Linked DNA regions of Homo sapiens: region 1 is linked to region 2. Evidence: chromatin loops called from intact Hi-C (ENCODE). Cell type or tissue: PC-9. All regions are shown on one strand.

Region 1 (8,000 bases), 1.1 Mb after region 2:
ATATTTAGAGTCTGGTGTTTTATGCCTGTCCATGTGATTAATTTGAATCCTGTATAATTTTGTATTTGATCATGTGGGACTCACAGAGATCATTTCTATTACCTAAGTTACAAAAGCCATATCTGGCATTTCCCAGGATTGGTCCCATGTTTTAGGAGAGGCTTTCTGGTTTGGGTCACACCTGGGACTGGAGGTAAGTGTCTATACAGTGGTAGCCAACTTCCATAAAGGAAAATAGAGAAGGACGTCTGTCTCCAAATTCTATCCTGGATAACACTTCTGTAGAAAATTCAGGAGTATTGGGAAAACGTGAATGTCTTTTCTTAGCTGTTGCTAATTGGTTCTCCTCTTTCCAGGGGTAAGGAGGTTAAAAGAAATGTAGTGAGTTGAGTACCATTTATAAAGTTCCTACTCCATGGCAGTTCTTCCCCAGATGCTTTTCTTACATTTTCCCCATTTGAAACTCTTTTTTTTTTGGATGGAGTCTTGCTCTTGTTGCCCAGGCTGGAGTGCAATGACGTGATCTTGGCTCACTGCAACCCATGCCTCCCAGGTTCAAGTGATTCTCCTGCCTCAGCCTTCTGAGTAGCTGAGATTACAGGTCCTGGCCACCATGCCCAGCTGTTTTTTTTTTTTATTTTATTTTATTTATTTTTAGTAGCAATGGGGTTTCACCATGTTGGCTAGGCTGGTCTTGAACTCCTGACCTCAGGTGATCCACCCACCTTGACCTCCCAAAGTGCTGGGATTGCAGGCATGAGCCACTGTGCCCAGCCCCATTTGAAACTTATATTACTGTGGGGTCAGTAGAATTCTTTCCAGTTTTACAAACAACAAACAGGGTTGAAAGAACATATCCTGGGCCCCCAGCTAGCAGGCAGCAGTGCTGGGAGTTAAAGCCAATCTGCTACAGTCTCTGCTCCTCCCAGGACACCATCCTGCCTTCCCAGGGGATGCAGCCAAAGGTATTCAACAGAGCTATTTGCTGTAACATAGCTGTGATTCTCTGCAGAGAGTGCTGGGTGGATTGGCTGTGAATTTTGCCTCCCTTGCTTCCAAATGAAATAATCAAATGCATTGGCATCCTCATCCATGGGGTTCTCAAGTATATCATCCAAATGCTTTTTGTAAAAAGATGAGAGACCCAGTAAAGAGCCTGCTGCTGGTGGGCTTGGGTATACAGCAAATGCTAGCCAAGTGGTTAAGAGTACAAAATATTTGCTAAGCTAATAGTACTGCCTAGCTCTGTAGCTACCATCAGAATTAAACAAAGAGATAGGCCACTGCATTTCAACAGAATCACCTATGGAGCTTGAAAACATATGCATGTCTGGTCACCACCCACAGATATTCTGATTCCATTGGTATTTTAAACGAGCTTCCCGTGCTATTCTGATGCACAGTCAGGCTTTGGAATCTGTGATCTAGTCTATGGATCATTTGAGTCATCAGAACTTGAATAAGAATTGCTTTCTTTGGATACATCTTTTCTTTATCACATCAAATCAATCTCCCCCCAACCCCCACCTTCCCTCTCCCTTTTTCTCTAGCAGTCAGAAATTCTTAAAAGCTTTTTGCCACTAAACCATCTGCTGGAGAAATCTCCCACTAGGTTTCAAATGCCAAACCTTTCCCAGTAGCAATTTTCTTTATTATTTTGGGGGAAAAGAATGCATTACATTTCTTCCCTATGAAATAAAGTACTTTAAAAATAAAAATGTTCATTATGGAACCATAGCAGTTGCTTATATTTTAAAAAAGAAAATAGCTGTATTAGACATGTGTCCTGGGAGTTTACTCCAGGCTTCCTTCACAGGCTTGATTCGGACTTCAAGGACAGGAAGTGTGGCTGATCATAGCACCACGATGCCCCGGTGAAGAGCAGTCACATAGAGAATGGAGATTAATTTCAGTCAAAGAATAGTAGGATGCTTTCTTGGCTTCCCGATGCCCACAAGCTTTATGGCAGCAGACCACGCTTAAAGCCTAATTTAAAGGTTTATGTAGGTTATAACCTTGTCACACTGCATAATCCCCTCCCAGTTCGAAGTCTTTACCCATTGGCATAAAAACCTATATCCTGTGACAGGGAACAGGAGTGTTAAGAGACTTGGAAAGAATAGGCTGGATGTGGTGGCTCACACCTGTAATCCCAGCACTTTGGGAGGCCAAGGCAGGAGGAATGCTTGAGGCCAGGAGCTTGAGACTAGCCTGGGCAACATAGCAAGACCTGAACTCTCTAAAAGAAAAAAAATAGCTAGGCATAGTGGCACCCGTCTGTAGTCCCAGCTAGTTGGGAGACTAAAGGAGGTGGATTGATTGAGCCCAGGAGTTCAAGGCTGCAGTGAGCTCTGATCCCACCATTGCACTCCAGCCTGGGTGACAGAGTGAGATCCTGTCTATTAAAATAAATACATCTGAAAATGTTGTGTTTTTTTTTCTTTTTTGAGACAGAGTCTCACTCTGTCACCCAGGCAGGAGTGCAGTGGCACAATCTCAGCTCACTGCAACCTCCACCTCCCAGGTTCAAGCAATTCTCCTGCCTCAGCCTCCTGAGTAGCTGGGACTACAGGCATGCACCACCACGCCCGGCTAATTTTCATATTTTTAGTTGAGGCAGGATTCACCATGTTGCCCAGGCTGGCCTTGAACTCCTAACTTCAAGTGATCCACCTGCCTCGGCCTCCCACAGTGCTTGGATTACAGGTGTGAGCCATGGCGCCTGGCCTGGAGATTTCTTAAGAGTCTCATTAGATGATTTTCTAATTCTAAGTAGAAGATCATCTGAGTCCTTTGCAATTCATTGGCTGTGGCAGATGACTAGCTATCCACGAAAAATTCCTGATCCCCTTTCTACAGCATGAAGTGGTTGCTGTGAGGCAACTTCTAGGCCAGCAATGCCATTTCCCAGTTTCCCTCACATCAGCAGGGAGTCATGTGATTAGTTCTCATCACAGGAACACGAGCAGAAGTGATGTGTGTTACCTCTGGGTTAGCTTTACTTATTTATTTATGTTTTGTGAGAGTTTCTCTTCTTTTTTTTCCCCCCAACTTTTATTTTAGAGGTACATGTGCAGGTTTATTGTAAAAGTGTATTGTGTGATGCTGAAGTTTGGAGTACAAATGAGTCTGTCACCCAGGTAGTGAGGATAGTACCCAATAGGTAGTTTTTCAAATCTTGCCCCACTTCGCCCCTCCTCCATTTTGTATTCCCCAATGTCTGTTGTTCCCATCTTTACGTCCATGTGTTAGGTCAGGATTTTTTTTTTTTAAGAAGTGGGTACCCTCTTTCCTTCTTTATTTCTCTTTCCTTCTCTGCCAGCGGAGTGCAGATAATCCCAAAGCTTTAGGGAAAAGTGGAACTGTAAGATGGAAAGAGCCTGGGTCCCTGAATCACTGTGTGGAAGAAAGTTGCCTGTTGATCAGATACACCCCCACTGTGCTTTATGTGCATGAGAAATAAGCAAAACCACTGGAATTGGAGGGATTTTCTTATGACGTTGGTTTGGATCACCCTCATTAACCATACACTGACCAATCATCAGGATACTGAAGACTTTCATCTGGCTGGAGGCACTTTGGCTTCCTGACACAGGGAAGCTGCTAAGAGCAAAGATGGTTTCTAATGTCTGGCACGAAGCATATGGGATGGGTAAAGAGTTTTTGTCCTGTGACAAACATTCTAGGTGAAAAGGGAATAATATTTGTTATCAGAAAAGAGTAGATAAAAATATTAAGGATGAGAGAGGTCTGTAAAAGCCATGCCCATTGTGACAAACAGGCAGACAAATAATTTCTGCCCCTTAAGATGGGAGAGTATTTCTCACCCCAGTCCTGTTCAAGCCTCCAGTAATAGGCTCTGTATTGTCCAAGCACTAACCATGCAGTGACAATTGTGGTAGTAACCAGGGAGGAGGATCCCTTTGCAAATAACATGTATCAATAGCAGTAAATAGGGCCAGAATGCAGTGGCGCGATCATAGCTCACTGCAGCCTCGACCTCCAGGCTCAGATGATCCTCCCACCTCAGCCTCCTAAGTAACTGGGATCACAGCTGCATGCCACAATGCACAGCTAACTTTTTGTATTTTTTTTTTTTTTTTTTTTAGAGACAGGGTCTCCCTATGTCATCCAGGCTAGTCTCAAACTCCTGGGCTCAAGCAATTCTCCCACCTCGGCCTCCCAAAGTGCTGGGATTATAGATGTGAACCAGCCAATAAATATCCTTGAAGGTCTACTACAAACCAGTCAGTAGGTTAGGTACAGTGAGGCCAAAAAAAAAAAAAAAGTTGCCCAACTGTATGTCTTCACAGTGCTTACAAAGCAGTCAGGGTGACAGAACATAATAACAAGAAATATTAAGCAACAGAGGCTAAGTATGAAATAAGTGGGAGGAAGGGAGCTGACACAGGCCTGCAGAAAACAATGAGCACACTCAGGTGCATGACATGACATCAGGGAGAGTCTTGGGTAGCAATCCCAATTCAGCAGCTTGCATCTGGGCGAAATGCAAACCAGAATCATTTTTAAAATTTGGGTAAGCCTATGAGAGTGAGTCCTTTATGTAAAAGTCATTTGACATGTGAGTCATGACCGCAATAAAAATTGCGAACCGATGTTCTAAAATTCTTCCAGCAGGAGCGTCATTATGCAATTCTGATTGGAGCCAACATGAGGTTTAAAAAAAAAAAAAAAATCACCACTTTTTTGGGGAGGGGAAAAAGACGATATTTTAAAAATTAACAATTTTCCCAGCCTGTAAACAGATCAAGCTGAATGGACCCTGCCCTTAGAATTATATTAGGGAATCTGGAAGCTCCCGGATGTACTTGGTGTTAACCCTTCACCTGCTGGATCGTGAGTGGATTGGGGAGAGTTCTTGTGGGGCTTGGGACAGTGGCTTTCTCCAGCTAGTACAGAAGCATTTTATTATTTTAAATACCCACACAGCTGGTGAAACATACTGCATATTAGCCACATGTCAACCCAATATAGAATCTGCTATGGTCTGATTATTGGTGTCTCCCCAAATTCCTAAGTTGGAACCTAAACCCAGTGTGATGGTATTAATAGTGGGGCCTTCAGTAGGTGATTAGGTCATGAAGGCCAAAACCTCAGCTAAAAGTTGCTCTCAGTGAGGAATGGGACCTCACTAGGCACTGAATCTGGCAGTGATATTGGACTTCTCAGCCTCTAGAACTGTGAGACATGGAATGTTTGCTGTTTATAAGCCACCCAGTTTGTGATATTTTTGTTACAGCAGCCAAACAGACTAAGACAGAATAATTATAAAAAATGAAAATACTGGTGAGAAAGTAAAATCTCACTATGATCCCTCCTCTCAGAGATGCCTACCATTAACAGTTTAGGGTATATTTTTCCAGACTTTGAAAAGTTTTCTATGCAAACATAAACAAGATTATACTGTACATTCTATACTACAAGCTGTCCTTCCCTTCCCTCTCAAAACAGAGTATATTGTGAGTATGATGCTATGTGAGCACATAAAGAATTATCTTTTTCTCTTGCTCTTTCTTTTATCACCTAATTAGAAGTTTTGGACCTAAACCAATACTGTTATTGCAGTGTTTTTGTGCACTACCAAGCTACATCCTTACACTCAGGCTGCATTTTTAAGTGTACACAGTTCTTCGGTGTTTCTGAAACTACATTGAGTCCTCTCCTCATGAACATTTTCACAAAAAGACATACATGCAGCCAACAAGCATATGAAAAGAGCTCAATATCACTGATGATTAGAGAAATGCAAATCAAAACCACAATGAAATATCATCTCACATCTGTCAGAAAGGCTATTATTATTATTATTTTTTGAGACAGAGTCTCACTCTGTCACCTAGGCTGGAGTGCAGTGGCACGATCTCAGCTCACTGCAAACTCTGCCTTCCAGGTTCAACCGATTCTCTTGCTTCAGCCTCCTGAGTAGCTGGGACTACAGGTGTGTGCCACCACGTCCAGCTAAATTTTGTAATTTTTTTAGTAGAGATGGGGTTTCACCATGTTGACCAGGTTGGTCTCGAACTCCTGACCTCAAATCTGCCTGCCTTGGCCTCCCATGCTGGGATTACAGGCATGAGCCACTGTGCCCAACCCTGAATGGCTAATGGCTATATTAAAAAGTAAAAAAATAACAGGTGCCGGCAAGGTTGTGGAGAAAAGGGAACACTTATACACTGTTGGTGGGAGTGTAAATTAACCATTGTGGAAAGCAGTATGGCTATTCCTCAAAGAGCTAAAAACAAAACTGTCATTCAACCCAGCAATCCCATTACTGGGTATATACCCAAAGAAATATAAATCATTCCATTGCAAAGACACATGCATGCATATGTTCACTGCAGCACTGTTCACAATAGGAAAGACATACATTTAACCTAAATGCCCGCCAATGGTAGACCGGATGAAGAAAATGTGGTACATATACACAATGGAATGCTACACAGCCATAAAAAAGAATGAAGTCATATTCTTTACAGGAACATGGATGGAGCTAGAGGCCATCATTCTTAGCAAACTAATGTGGGAACAAAAAACCAAATACCGCATATTCTCACTTATAAGTGGGAGCTAAGTTGATGAGATCACGTGGACACAGAGGGGAACAACACACACTGGGGCTTATCAGAAGGTGGAGAGTGAGGGGAGGGACAGGATCAGAAAAAAATAACTATTGGGTACTGGGCTTGGTACCTGCGTGATGAAATCATCTGTACATCAACCCCCTATGACACAAGTTTACCTGTATAACAAGCCTGCACATGTACCCCGAACCTAAAATAAAAGTTTAAAAAAGTGAGTCCTCTCCTGAAGCTACCCTTCTTTCCATTATCTCCCCACGCCATTTTCCCAGTTTCTCTCACCCTATATTCTGCAGGGCTCACTCTAATCTTGACTTCCTGAATGAACTTCAGCCTTTGGAAGGATCTGTTGAGCATGAATAATTTTTCAGCCAGTTCTCTTGTAGTGTAGCATTTGAGGAGGTCAGTGGGGCAGTGAGGGATAGGACAGAAGGCAAGATACATAGGAGGCTGATTTAAACCTAGATTTGTCAAAAGGGCCACTGGGAGAGCTGTCCAAGGTGCTACACAATGGGTTCTGACACATCCCTGAATATGAAATGTATCAGCATGGTTTTTGTCAGCAACAGCAGGGGCACGAATCAAACAAGACTCACAAGATAGAAGCTTTTCTTTCCTGGCTGTTTCTTCTTTACATAAGGAGAGTCAGAACAAATATAGGAGGCTGGCTGAATTTTCTTTCTGGACATATCCTCTTGAGTGCCTTGCAGTCATCTCAAATTCAGCATGTCTAGAAATGAATTCATCACCCTTACTCATCAAACCTACCCCTCCTTCAGTTTTCCCTATCTCAAAATGACACCATTGTCCTTAAAAGGTTAAATCAGCTTCCATGCTAACTTCTCTACCTTCATATGCTTGTTGGCTGCCTGTATGTCTCTGGCCTCATGCAGTCTCTCACCAGGTTTTGTTGCACTTACCAAAAACATGCCTAGATACCATCCATTTCATTTCCAATGGTTTAGCCACTGGAAATGGCCAGCTTTCATCTGGACAATTGCAAAGGACTGCAATTTACTTCCTCCTTGTTCTCTTATTTCTTCCCACACAGCCATTAGAATTATCTTTAAGAATGCAAATAGATCCAGTCACTCCTTTGCTTAGATCATTTAATGGCTTTCCCCTGCCTTCAGGATAAATATGGACTCCCTGAGATGACCTGTCAGGCCCAATATGATCCAGTATCTTTGCTTTATCTTACATCACTCTCTTCCTTGTTCTATAGTTCTTTCTCTTATTCAAAGCTGACATACTCTATCCTGACTCAGGGCCTTTTCTCACATTATTCCTTCTGCCTGGAATGATTCGTCTGTCCCCCCTACCATCCAGCTAACAACTGCTTCATTTCTTAGCTCAGATATCACTTACTCCAGGAGACCCCATGCTGGTTTAGATCTACCA
Region 2 (8,000 bases):
AATTCAATTTCAGTGATTTTAAAGAGGTTTTTTGGAAGTATATAGTAGGCAAACTCATAGGCATCCAGGAACAGGAAATCATGGTTAAGCTATACAAAGACTGGAGTGGGAAAGCAGGGACTGAGGTGACTTTTGCTGTTTCTGACACCTCTGCTTCATTTCTCTGTCTCTCTTTTTCTTCTTCTCCCATTTTTTTTTCTTTTTTTTTTTTTTTGATAGAGTCTCACTCTATTGCCCAGGCTGGATGAAGTGGCATAATCTAGGCTCAATGCAACCTCTGCCTCCTGGGTTCAAGCCATTCTCCCACCTTAGCCTCCCAAGTAGCTGGGATACATGTGTGCAATTGACCACATCCAGCTAATTCTTTTGTATCTTTAGTAGAGATGGGGCTTCACCATGCTGGCCAGGCTGGTCTCGAACTCCTGGCCTCGAATGATCCACCCACCTCACCCTCCCAAAGTGTTGGGATTACAGGCATGAGCCACTGCACCTGGCCCCTTCCCCCACCCCACCAACACACGAGTTCAGTCGCCCACCTTCATCTAACTGATTCAGATTCTCTGTGCCTGTTCAGATTTTCTTAGCCAAGAGTGATCATCAGCTCAGATGGACATGTGTAGACATTGGTGTGCTGGAAATGCTTAAAACTGACTCTTCGAAAAAAAAATATTATGCATTCTATACATATGTAACTTACTATAAATTTTACGAATCAACAGAGTCACAAAATCCAGACTGAATAAATGCTTGATTACTATTCAAGTTACTCCTGTCATTGACCAAGGAGTGTAGTTCCAACCTAAATGTTGTTTTATATTTTTGTTTATCTTAATGAGTAAGACAAAAGTGAAACAATGAAGACCCACTTCAGAACTTCACTTGGTCACTAGTGATGTGAGCAACTTCTTTGCTGAATTAAATGATAGGTTTTGAATACTGGGAAGAATATTTCCTTAATTAGTTGTGCATTTGCAGTGTAATGGCTAAAGAAATGACAGTTTTGGGTTCAGTCTTTACAAGCATCTTTTTTACTACTTTCTTAAGTCTAGACCCGGGGTAGGCAAACTATAGCCTGTGGGCCAAATCCAACCCATGGCCTGTTTTTTTGTACAGCCTGAGATCTAACCACCAAAGAAGCAGAGACTGTACATGGCTCACAAAGCCTAAAATATTATCTGGCTCTTTATAGAAAAGGTTTGCTGACCCCCTTGTTCAGTCAATTAATAAACCAACACAATAATTTATACTGATTTCCATTGTATAAATACTTCTACCATGGCCAGTTTCAAGATATCAATGTGATATCACTGAACACAAATTTGGAAATTGATGAACAGTCACATACCATTATAAAATATTTCCACCAGGCTGGGCATGGTGGCTCATGCTTGTAATCAAGGAGTTCAAGACCAGCCTGGGCAGCGTAGTGAGAACTCTACAAATAAATACATAAATAAAAATTAGCGGGGTGTGGTGGCATGCATCTGTAGGCCCAGCTACTTGGGAGGCTGAGGCAGGAGGATTGCTTGAGTCAGGAGTTCAAAGTTGCAGTGAGCTGTGATCACACCACTGCACGTCAACATATATATATCAGATATTAATAACCTTTAAGAGCATAAATAGGCCAGGCACAGTGGCTCATGCCTGTCTATAATCCCAGCACTTTGGGAGGCCGAGGCGGGTGGATCACTTGAGGTCAGGAGTTCAAGATCAGCCTGACCTATATGGTGAAACCTCATCTCTATTTAAAAAAATACAAACATTAGCCAGGTGTTGTGGCGGGTGCCTGTAATCTCAGCTACTTGGGAGGCTGAAGCAGGAGAATCACTTGGACCCGGGAGGCGGCGGGTGCAATGAGCCAAGATCGCACCACTGCACTCTAGCCAGGGTAACAGAGCAAGACTCCGTCTCAAAAAAAAAAAAAAAAAAGATATAGACATGTTGGCTGGGCGTGATATCTCACGCCTGTAATCCCAGCACTTTGGGAAGCCAAGGTGGGTGAATCATTTGAGGTCAGGAGTTCCAGACCAGCCTGGCCAACATAGTGAAACCCCCATCTCTACTAAAAATACAAAAATTAGCCAGGGGTGGTGGCAGGCACCTGTAGTACCAGCTACTTGGGAGGCTGAGGCAGGAGAGTTGTTTCAACCCAGGAGGTAGAAGTTGCAGTAAACCAAGAGTGTGCCACTGCACTCCAGCCTGGGTGACAGAGCAAGACTCCATCTCAAAAAAAAAAAGAAAAAAGAAAAAAAAAAGAAAAATATAGACATGTTATCAGGCACAGTGGCTCATACCTGTAATCCCAGCACTTAGGGAGGCGGAGGTGAGAGGATTACTTGAGCCCAGGGGTTGGAGACCTGCCTGGGCAACATAGCAGGACCCTGTTCTCCCAAAAGGAAAATAAATAAATAAATAAATAAATAAATAAATAAATAAATAAAGATATAGACATGTTAAAAGTAAAAAGACTTAGGTTGGGTCCAGTGGCTAATGCCTGCAATCCCAGCACTTTGGGAGGCCGAGGTGGGCAGATCACTTGAGGTCAGGAGTTTGAGACCAGCCTGGCCAACATGGTAAAACCTCATCTCTACTAAAAATACAAAAACTAGCCGGGTATGATAGCAGGCTGCTGTAATCCCAGCTACTTGGGAGGCTGAGGCAGGAGAATTGCTTGAACCTGGGAGGCAGAGGTGCAGTGAGCCGAGATTGCGCCACTGAACTCCAGCCTGGGCAATAGAGTGAGACTCAGTCTCAAAAAAAAAAAAAAGTGAAAAGACTTTAAAAAAATAACAGGCAAGGTCGGGCACGGTGGCTCACGCCTGTAATCCCAGCACTTTGGGAAGCCGAGGCGGGCCTATCACAAGGTCAGGAGTTTGAGACCAGCCTGGCCAATTGGTGAAACCCCCTCTCTAATAAAAATACAAAAATTAGCTGGGCACTGTGGCAGGCGCCTATAGTCCCAGCTACTCCAGAGGCTGAGGTGGGAGAATCTCTTGGACCTGGGAGGCAGAGGTTGCAGCGAGCCGAGATCATGCCATTGCACTCCAGCCTAGCGACAGAGCGACACTCTGTCTAAAAAAAACAAAAACAGAAACAAACAAAAAACAGGCAAACGCACTAAGCAAAGTTGCAGTAACTGTATTCATAGTAGACAAAGTAGACTTCAGAAGAAGGAATGTTATCAATGATAAAGAGGAAGACCATATTATGAAAAATGGGTCAATTAATCAAGAAGATAAAATAATCCTAAACATGTATGTGCATAACAACAGAGCTTCAAAATTCATGAAGCAAAAGCTGATAGAAGAGAATGGAGAAATAGACAAATCCACAATTACAGGTGGAGATTTCAATACTTCTCTTTTAGAAATTAACAGAAAACACTGGGCAGGGTGGCTCACATCTGTAATCCCAGCACTTTGGGAGGCCGAGGTGGGATGATAGTGTGAGCTCAAGAGTTAGAGACCAGCTAGGGCAACATAGTGAGATCCTGTCTCTACTAAAAACAACAACAACAGCAACAACAAATTAGTCAGACATGGTGGCATGTGCCTATAGTCCCAGCTACTTGGGAGGCTGAGGCAAGAGAATCATTTGAGCCCAGGAGGTTGAGGCTGCAGTAAGCAGTGATCATGTCACTGCACTCCAACCTGGGCAACAGAGCAAGACCCTGTCTCAAAAAAAAAAAAAGAAAAAACCCCACAAAGACAAAACACCAAAATCAAACAAACAAAAAAATAAATCAACGGAACAAGTAGAGAGAAAACCAATAAGTATATAGAAGATGTAAGCAATACTCTAACAAAACTTGGACCAATTGACATTTATAGAACACACTGCCCAACCACAAGAGAATACATGTTCTTTTTCAGTCAAATGGAACATTTACCAAGATAGACCATCTTCTGGGAAATAAAGCAAACCATAACAAATGTAAAAGAATAGTAACCATATAAAGTATCTCCTTTGATCACGATGGAATTGAATTAGAAACCAATAAGAAATATACTTGGGAAATTCTCAAATATCTAGAAGTTTTAATATACACTTAGAAATAACTCATAAATCAAAGAGGAACTCACAAAGGAAATTAGAAAATGTTTTGAATTGAACAGAAGTAAAAACTTCTGTTCAAAATTCATGGGATGTAACAAAAACAGTGCACAGAGGGAAATGTTTGGCATAAAATGCTAATATTAGAAAAGGGTCTTGGCCAGGTGCAGTGGCTCATGCCTGTAATCCTAGCACTTTGGGAGGCCGAGGCAGGAGGATCACTTGAGCCCAGGAGTTTGAGACCAGCTTGGGAAACATGGCGAAACCACATCTCTACAAAAAATACAAAAATTAGCCGGACATGGCGGTGTGTGCCTGTAGTCTCAGCTACTTGGGAGACTGAGGTGGGAGGACCACCTGAGCCCGGGAAGGTCAAGGCTGCAGTGAGCTGTGATCATGCCACTGCATTGCAGCCTAGGTGACAGGCAAGACCCTGTGTGAAAAAAGAAAAAGAAGAAGCAAAACAAGAAGAAAGGGGCTCAAATCAATGATCTGTGCTTTTATTAAGAAGTTAGAAAAATGAGAAAAAGAGCAAATCAAACCCAATTTAAACAGAAGGAGGAAATAATAAGATCAGAAACCAATAACATTTAAAAAACAAAATCAATTATGCCAAAACTGTTTCTTTGAAAACACCAATAAAAGCGATAAACGTCTTGCTAGACTAGTCAAGAAAAAAAGAAGACATGAATTTCCAGTATCAGAAATGAAAAACAAGGCATCAGTCCAGATTCTGCAGATATATAAAGGATAATACGGAAATATTATGAAATCTTTATATCAATAAATCTGACAACTTAGATCTTTTCCAAGAAAACTCCAGACCCAGATGGTTTTACTGGTAAATTCTACCAAATATTTAAGAAAGAAATAATACCAATTTAACACAAACTCTTTCAGAAGATTGAAGAGAACACTTCCTAGTTCATCTTATCAGTATTACCCTGATACTTTAATCAAAGACATAAGAAAACATAGACCAGTATTCTTCATGAATATAGATACAAAAGTCTTCAACAGAATATCAGCAAATCTAATCTAGCTAATATGAAAAGGAAAATAAATACAACTAAATGGGGCTAATTGTGGAATGCAGTGTTGATTCAACACTCAATGTTGAAATCAATCAGTGTAATTTACCATATCAACAGAAAAAGAATAAAAGCCCCATGACCATCTTACGTGATGTAGGAAAAGCATTTGATGAAATGCAACATCCACTCACGCTAAAAACTGTCAGCCCACTAAGAGTAGAAGTGCAATTCCTCAACCTGACAAAGTCCTCTACGAAAAAATGTGTGGCTGATATCCTGCAGAGGTGATATTACTGAATGCTTCTGTCCTAAGATTGGGAAAAAGGCAAGGATGTTTGTTTTTTCTACTTCTATTACAAATTATACTGGAGATCCTAGCCAGTAAAATAAGACAAGAAAAATAGATTAAAGGCATACAAATTGGAAAGGAAGAAATAAAACTCTATTAGGAAATGTTTAGCAAAGTCACAAGATACAAGGTCAATATATAAAAATCAATTGTATTTCTATATACTGGGAATGAACAACTGGAAATTTATATTCGTTATTTATTTATTTGAGACGGAGTTTTGCTCTTGTTGCACAGGCAATGTCTGTCTGGGCAATTGTCGTGCAATGGCGTGATCTCGGCTCACTGCAACCTCTGCCTCCCGGGTTCGAGTGATTCTCCTGCCTCAGCCTCCCAAGTAGCTGGGATTATAGGCATGTGCCACCACACCCAGCTAATTTGTATTTTTAGTAGAGATGGGGTTTCTCTATATTGATCAGGCTGGTCTCGAACTCCCTACCTCAGGTGATCTGCCTGCCGAGACAGTATCTTGCTCTGCTACTCAGGCTGGAATGCAGTGGTGCAATCATAGCTCACTGCAGCCTCAATCTCCTGGGCTCAAGTAATCCTCCCACCTCAGCCTCGTGAGTAGCTGGGATTACAGGTGCATGCCACCATGCCCAGCTAATTAAAAAAAAATTTTTTTTTTGTAGAAATGGAGTCTCACTATGTTGCCCAGGCTGGTCTCAAACTCCTTGCCTCTGGCCAGGCGCGGTGGCTCATACCTGTAATCCCAACACTTTGGGAGGCCGAGGTGGGCAGATCATCTGAGACCAGTGGCTCAAGACCAGCCTGGCCAACATGGTGAAACTCTGTCTCTACTAAAAATACAAAAAAATTAGCAGGGAGTGTTGGTGCACGCCTGTAGTCCCAGCTACTCAGGAGGCTGAGGCAGAATTGCTTGAACCTAGGAGACTAAGGCTGCAGTGAGCCGAGATCATCCCACTGCACCCCGGCCTGGGCCACAGAGAGAGACTTAGTCCCTGCTCCAAGAAAAGAACAAAAATGAATCTCAACCCATACCTTGCACCAATGGATTTTAGACCTAAATGTAATATTTAAAACCATACATCTTTTAGAATAAAACATAGGAAAAAATCTTTGTGACTCTGGAATGAGAAAATTTTCTTAAATATGATACCCAATTGCAAATCATAAGTGAAAAAATTAGTAAGTTTGATTTCAAAATTTAAAACCTCTGATCTTTGAGAGACATGGTTAAGAAAATGAAAAATGTGAACCACAGACTGGAAGAAAATATTTACAAAACAAAATGCCTATTCGATAAAAACTTCTATGTAGAATATGTGAAGAACTGTCACAATTCAATTATAAAATGACAATCAACCTAACTTAAAAAATGGTGGTCTGGGCACAGTGGCTCTTGCCTGTAGTCCCAGTACTTTGGGAGGCTGAGGTGGGAGGATCACTTGAGGCTCAGAGTTCAAGACCAGCCTGGGCAATGTAGGGAGACATCATCTCTACAAAAAATTAACAATTAGCTAGGTATTGTGGCATACACCTGTAATCCCAGTGACTCAGGACGCTGAAGTGGGAGGACTACCTGAGCCCAGGAGTTCAAGGTTGCAGTGAGCTATGATGATCATGTCACAGAACTCCAGCCTGGGTGACAGAGGAAGATCTAGTCAAAAAAATAATAATAATAAAAATAAAGGCAAAGTTTGTAATTAGGCTTTGTTTCCCTACCCAAATCTCATCTTGAATTGTAATCCCCATAATCCCCATGTGTCAAGGGCAGACTAGGTGGAGGTATTTGGATCATGAGGACAGTTTCCCCTATACGGTTCTCATGATAGTGAGTGAGTCTCAGGAGATCCGCTGGTTTTATAACCATCTGGCATTCCCTGTGCTTGCACTCACTCCATCCTGCTGCCCTGTGAAGAAGGTGCCTACTTCTCCTTTGCCTTCTGCCATGATTGTAAGTTTCCTAAGGCCTCCCCAGCAATGTGGAACTGTGAGTCAATTAAACTTTTTCCTTTATAAGTGACCCAGTCTCGGGTATTTCTTCATAGCAGTGTGAGACCCAACTAATACAGTTTGTATTCCATGGATGACTTGAAAAAACAAAATAAAAATGGGCAAAGATTTGAACAGACACTTCACCAAAGAAGATATACAAATGGAAAGTAAGTCCATGAAAAGATGCTCAACATTATTGGTCATTAGGAAAATGTAAATTAAAGCCCTAATGAGTCACCCGTACATAACAATTAGAATAGCTAAAATAAAAACTGAATACCAAGTGCTGACAAAGGATGTGGAGCATCCAGAACTCTCATACATTCTTGGTAGGAATTAAAATGATACATCTACTTTAAAAAACAGTTTGGCAGTTTCTTTTAAAGTTAAATATACAGCTGACATATGATCCAGAAATCCCACTGCTAGCTTTTTTCCCAAGAGAAACAAAAACTTATGGCCGGGCGTGGTGGCTCACGCCTGTATTCCCATTTGAGATCAGCCTGGCCAACACGGTGAAACCCTGTCTCTACTCAAAATACAAAAATTAGCCAGGCCTGGTGGCGCATGCCTGTAGTCCCAGCTACTAGGGAGGCTGAGGCAGG

What was found. Hi-C counts contacts between places; a loop is a spot of excess contacts. Peaks named below come from ENCODE experiments on the same cell type or tissue, not always from the same donor. Only the 100,000 strongest peaks of a DNase experiment are listed, where the experiment ranks them.
Region 1: it touches region 2 in a loop (5-fold over the local background); 3 of 110 quality-filtered maps call a loop at or near these places.

What each region holds. Positions count from the first base shown.
Region 1 is chr16:22,634,152-22,642,151 of GRCh38, forward strand. No RefSeq gene overlaps it. Among named protein-coding and RNA genes, the nearest start is that of LINC02890, 25 kb to the left of the region's middle. RefSeq lists enhancers at 924-1,480, 1,481-2,036. In PC-9, no CTCF peak of the experiment used is centred here; a DNase peak (open chromatin) is centred at 4,460.
Region 2 is chr16:21,574,121-21,582,120 of GRCh38, forward strand. No RefSeq gene overlaps it. Among named protein-coding and RNA genes, the nearest start is that of METTL9, 21 kb to the right of the region's middle. In PC-9, no CTCF peak of the experiment used is centred here; no DNase peak of the experiment used is centred here.